Linked DNA regions of Homo sapiens: region 1 is linked to region 2. Evidence: read pairs that join two places in POLR2A ChIA-PET (ENCODE). Cell type or tissue: A673. All regions are shown on one strand. Links, peaks and the distances in the headings refer to the core of each region. The heading gives the core; the rest is flanking DNA.

Region 1 (2,903 bases), core at 289-2,788, 74 kb before region 2:
CTACAGCTCAAATCAGGAAGTCAGGCCAGGGGTGCTGTGTCTGCCTCCAAGCCTGGGCCATACATTCACCGCAACAGGAATCAGTGACTTTGGAAAAGGAATGTTTCCCTGAGTTTCTAGAGGCAGGATGACCCAGACCGAAGGACAGAGAGTTACCAGAAACACACACAATGCACACAAATGTACTCACTTGCACACACAGGGTCATGGCATAGGGAGTGACACAACCAAATGGCCTGGACAAGCCACAGAGTCCCATGGACACAAGTGCTTACAAACACAGGCACACAAGGTCATGTACCCAAGGTCAGGCACACACACCCTCCTCATTCAAGTCCTGCCTCCCAGGTCTGGGGCTTGCCTGTCATCTGTCCTTAGGAGGAGGGATAGGTGGAGGCACAGGAGTGGCTCAGGGCAAATTGGTCCTCCACCCAGAGACTCTCCCTTTAGGTGGGTCTGGCTCCCAGCCTCCCCTGAGATTTCCCTGGCTCACCAGGGGGCTGTGTCTGGTGGCAGAGAGGGCTTTGGAGGAGGCATTGCCCTGAAACCCTGGCAGAGCCTGGGCACCTAAGAGAGAATGAGCAACAGGGCTAGGAAGTGTGACAGGGAGTCCACAACCTCCCAGGATCTTGGGAGGGCAGGGATGAGGCACTGAGCACGGCCTGGAAGCCCACGGGAAGCAGGGACCCCTCTGTCGAGGGCTACACCTACTGCTCTCAGCATCAAGCCTGCAGCCAGGTACTGGCACCAACTCCCAGTGCCTGGCAGAGCCCTGGCATGGATGCTAGGCACAGGGTGCCAGACACGGGGGTGGGCAGGGTGGGGGGCCACTGGGCCACACACAAGCATGGAGACCTTCACACACGCAGGCAGAAAAATCCACCCACACTCATACCACTTATTTTACCCCCTGGGGGTTCAGGGGAGCAAGGCAGGGACCACCCTGTCCTAGAGGCTGCCTTCACCGACGTCCCTCTGGCCTGGCTCTTGGGGTTGGCGGGGGTGGGCCATAAGTAATGGGAGACCTAGGTGCTTCCTCTGACACCCCACCCTCCACTGACCCCCACACACATACATTTGTGAGGCAGGAAGTGGGGTTGTGCGTCCCCAGGTTTAAGCCCTGGAAGGAAAGGGAAAGACGGGGCAGAGACTCCAAGAACCGGGAGCGGTCGTCCTGTTCCCCCGCCAGCCCCTGTCCCAGGCAGGTTTTGTGGCCGCGAGCTGCTCAGGGGTGAGCGCGCCTTAGGGTGTGTGCGCCAGGGACCTGGCGCAGCCGACCACGTGGGAGTGCGGCGCGTGTACGGGCGCGGGCGGCAGCGGCAGCGGCAGCGGAGACCGGGTGAGCACCGGCTGGTTCCTCGCGGTGTTCCTGCAGGCTTGGCGGCCGCGGTGGTGCGATCAGCAAAGGGCACCGGGATGCCGGTTGTGCGTGTCCTCAGGTGTCCCGAACAAGCGTGAGTGGCATGTGCTCACCTGAGCGCGGCGGCTTGGCGGCCCCGGGCGTGTGGGTGGGGGCGCGGCGGAGAGCTGAGGCCGGGCACCCGGGCTGGACCGACGGGCCCTCTCCCAAGCACCGCCCGCAGCCAGGCGGCTCCTCGAGCGCAGCAACTTTGGGACTTTGTTCCGGCTTTTTCCAAATCGAATCTGGTCGAGGGGGCGGGGCGGGGGGGGAGCACCTGCCCTGCGGGGGGTGCCGGGAGAGAAGTGAAGGAAAGCCCCGCCCCCGCCCCTCCCGCTCCCCGCCCTCTCCCCCGCCCCCGGGGCTCTTCATAAGCTCGGCCCGAGGGCGAGCAGAGAAAGCGAGTGTCCCTCTCGCGCCCCAGGCCGGTGTACCCCCGCACTCCGCGCCCCGGCCTAGAAGCTCTCTCTCCCCGCTCCCCGGCCCGGCCCCCGCCCCGCCCCGCCCCAGCCCGCTGGGCCGCCATGGAGCGCTGGCCTTGGCCGTCGGGCGGCGCCTGGCTGCTCGTGGCTGCCCGCGCGCTGCTGCAGCTGCTGCGCTCAGACCTGCGTCTGGGCCGCCCGCTGCTGGCGGCGCTGGCGCTGCTGGCCGCGCTCGACTGGCTGTGCCAGCGCCTGCTGCCCCCGCCGGCCGCACTCGCCGTGCTGGCCGCCGCCGGCTGGATCGCGTTGTCCCGCCTGGCGCGCCCGCAGCGCCTGCCGGTGGCCACTCGCGCGGTGCTCATCACCGGTGAGTGCGCGGGTCGCGGAGCGCGGGGACTCCAGGCTCGAGGGCGGGACTGGACACTCAACAGGACTGACTCCCCATGGGCACAGCCAAGGCGGGCTCCTCAGCGCAAGAGTGGGAGAGTTCTCCACCCCTGGGTGCAGGGAGCGAGCCAAATAGGGAGCGCCGGGCACCTCCCCAAGCCCGGGTTCACTACCTGCCGCTGCGGGGAGTGTTGGAGGGAAAGTGAGACAGGGAGTGGGCCGGTTCGAGAAGGAAACTGACTGGTGGCTGAGAAGAGGGAACCTCCTGGAGTTTGAGAGTTTATGCCATTCCCTTCCCCAAGAGAGCAGTCTCAGGGGACTTCGGAGGCCTTGAGAAGGGAGGATCGTTACCCCTTGAACTCTGCCTGACATCCCCACCTAAGATACCCATCTCCCATTCCTCGGGCCAGAGGGAAGAGCTTAGATGGGGAACTTCCCCACCCCACCCATCCCCCACTGGCTGGGATCCTTGGAGTTCAGAAAAGCTAGAGGTCACCGTGAGGGGCAGCTGGACATTCAGCTGTCTTTCTGTCTAGCCACCCACTGCCAAACTGCTGAGGCAGTAGTTTGGAGCCTACACCCAGCACCCCACCCCCAAGCCCTCCTGGTCCTCTGTGCCCAGGAAGGAGCTCTTAGAGAGCTGGGCTCAGGTGCCTCTGGCCGCCTAGCTGAGCTCCTTTGTCTGGAGCAGGGAA
Region 2 (2,903 bases), core at 129-2,628:
ACTTGCTGAAGACTCTGCAGTGCTGGGGACCCAGGCATTTTTGTGAGGCTGTCCACACCCTATCTGCCTGTGAGGACTGGGCAGTCCATCTGGGGGTCTGGCTGCCTCTCCTGCGTGCTGCTGGGAGGCTAGGCCTGACTGTCATTGCTCTACGGCCACATCCCCAGCCACGCTCTTCTTTTTCTTCTTTCAGCCAGAGGGAGCCCTGAATTCATGCAGAGGAGTTTTTCTACCTTCCATCTGCTTCTGCATATCATCTTGTCTACTTAATGCCCCTCCTTCCGGATTTATAGAACAGTATGCATAATATGACCCCAACTGCATTCCAAAAAATAGATGTAGATGTAAGCTTAGAGATGCAAAGAAACTTTTTGAGAGAATTCACTATGCTTCTCGCGGGTGGTGACACAGTTCAAGGAGGTTCCATGGGGTGTAATGTTTATCTTTCTCTTTTGTCCTTCTGATCATTGAAATGATGCTTTGTGTGTGTGAACATGTATTACTTTTATAATTAAAATAGAAAAATTAATTTGAATGGGACAAATGCTCGAAGTCAAAGTCACCTGTTATAACTGCTGTCACTAACAGGGCAACTGTTTGAAAATGCTGCAGAAACATGAGAAATGTTCATGAAGTGACCCTGTGGAGGCTTCCGGTCACAGGATCATGTGAGCGCCACGATCACCCCAGGGGTGGAGCAGATGCTAAGTGTTCACCACACCCAATTCTCTTCCTGGACACACAGGAAGATGACATTTCCAGTGACATGCCCCACCTCTAGGCCCTAGTCTTTTTTTTATTTAAAGGTCTGAGTCTTGTTCTGTCACCCAGGCTGGAGTGCAGTGCTGTGATCATGACTCACTGCAGCCTCAACCTCCTGTGCTCAAACAATCCTCCCACCTCAGCCTCCCTAATAGCTGATGTCATATAGGCATGAGCCAGTGTGCCTGGCTCAGGCCCTACCCTTAAAAGCATCCCACCTGATTCACCAGCCCCCTTCTCTCTCTCAGTAAACTTGGAAACCACGCATTCCAGATGGTATAATTTACAGCATGATGGAAAAAGCCAGCTCTCCATGGGAAGCTGGCCAGTCTTCATTGGAGTACATTTTTATTGCATGAAGCCAATGAGACTTGATATTGTTTAACTCTGTGGTTTCCAAAGTGCGGTCCTTTTGAAGTATCCATAAAGTCTACACTAGGTTCACGGTAATATTAAGATGTTATTTGTCAGCTGGGCACGGTGGCTCACGCCTATAATCTCAGCACTTTGGGAGGCCAAGGCAAATGGATAATGAGGTCAGGAGTTTCAGACCAGCCTGGCCAACATGGTGAAACCCAGTCTCTACTAAAAATACAAAAATTACCTGGGTGTGGTGATGCATGCCTGTAATCCCAGCTACTCAGGAGGAGGCTGAGGCAGGAGAATTGCTTGAATCCGGGAGGCAGAGATTGCAGTGAGCTGAAATCTCACCACTGCACTCCAGCCTGGGTGATGGAGCAAGACACTGTCTCAAAAAAAAAAAAAAAGATATTATTTGTCTTTCATGAGTGTACAGTGGGATTTTCCAGAGGCTACATGACATGTGTTTTTTTATTTTGTTTTTTATACTGACAGAGGGGTCTTGCTATGTTGCCCAGACTGGTCTTCCAACTCCTGGCCTCAAGTGATCCTCCCGCCTTCACCTCCCAAAGTGCTGGGATTATAGGTGTGAGCCACTGCGCCTGGCTGTTTGTGACATGTGATGTTGAAACAGGTTGAGTATAGAAGCAGATATGGGAATTAAACCAGAATATTAAACCAGACATTGAAGAGATTTGCAAAAAATACAAAACAATACCACTGTTTTCACTTTCTTTTTGGTTTGGAAAAATGTAGTTATTTTTCATTAAAAGTATGTTGTGTTGGCTGGGCACAGTGGCTCATGCCTGTAATCTCAACGCTGGGAGACTGAGGTGGGAGGATCACTTGAGATCAGGAGTTCGAGACCAGCCTGACCAACATAATGAAACCCCATCTCTACTAACAATATAAAAATTAGCTGGGCTGGCTGAGCGCGGTGGCTCACGCCTGTAATCCCAGCACTTTGGGAGGCCAAGGCGGGCGGATCATGAGGTCAGGAGATCGAGACCATCCTGGCTAACATGGTGAAACCCCATCTCTACTAAAAATACAAAAAATTAGCTGGGCGAGGTGGCGGGCGCCTGTAGTCCCAGCTGCTCAGGAGGCTGAGGCAGGAGAATGGCGTGAACCCAGCGGGCAGAGCCTGCAGTGAGCAGAGATCGCGCCACTGCACTCCAGCCTGGGCGACAGCAAGACTCCGTCTCAAAAAAAAAAAAAAAAAATAACTGGGCTTGGTGGCATGCGCCTATAATCCCAGCTACTTGAGAGGCTGAAGCAGAAGAATTGCTTGCACCTGGGAGGGGCAGGTTGCAGTGAGCCAAGATCGCACCACTGCACTCCAGCCTGGGCAACAGAGCAAGACACCTTCACCTTCTCAAAAAAAAAAAAAGTTGTGTTAACATGTAATGGTTTCATGATATCATTTTAAATAAATTAATAAACATGTAAACATTTTCTCTGTTTTAATTTCTCACATGGTAAATATTAATGGTGTGAACCAAAAAGTGACTGAGGCATCTCAATCAATTTAGAGGTTTATCTTGCCAAGGTTGAGGACACGCCCGGGGAAAAAGAGACACAAGTCACAGTACGATCTGTGTCCTGTGCTTTTTCCAAAGAGGAAAGAGGCAGCAGGAGGGGAGGGAGGAAAGGGGAAAAAAGCGGGCAGGAGGGTAGGCAGGGCGGCAAGTGGTGACATTGTTGTGAGGCTGTGATTAGCAGCTCAGTGACTCTACATTTTATATGTGAAAAGGGGTCGGGGGAGTCAACTATGCATTGTC

Evidence for each region. ChIA-PET counts read pairs that join two places held together with the same protein. Peaks named below come from ENCODE experiments on the same cell type or tissue, not always from the same donor. Only the 100,000 strongest peaks of a DNase experiment are listed, where the experiment ranks them.
Region 1: POLR2A ChIA-PET joins it to region 2 with 15 read pairs; 6 of 35 experiments call an interaction of 5 or more read pairs at or near these places.

The regions. Positions count from the first base shown.
Region 1 is chr16:67,429,326-67,432,228 of GRCh38, forward strand. It overlaps HSD11B2 (hydroxysteroid 11-beta dehydrogenase 2), which reads left to right and starts at 1,796. Exons shown (of 5, transcript NM_000196.4): 1 at 1,796-2,188. The coding sequence starts at 1,924. RefSeq lists silencers at 1,465-1,514, 1,735-1,914. In A673, for the core only: no CTCF peak of the experiment used is centred there; a DNase peak (open chromatin) is centred at 1,806; H3K4me3 peaks cover 730 bases.
Region 2 is chr16:67,503,832-67,506,734 of GRCh38, forward strand. It overlaps ATP6V0D1-DT (ATP6V0D1 divergent transcript), which reads left to right. Exons shown (of 4, transcript NR_184227.1): 4 at 194-2,572. Among named protein-coding and RNA genes, the nearest start is that of AGRP, 22 kb to the left of the region's middle. RefSeq lists an enhancer at 897-1,006. In A673, for the core only: no CTCF peak of the experiment used is centred there; no DNase peak of the experiment used is centred there.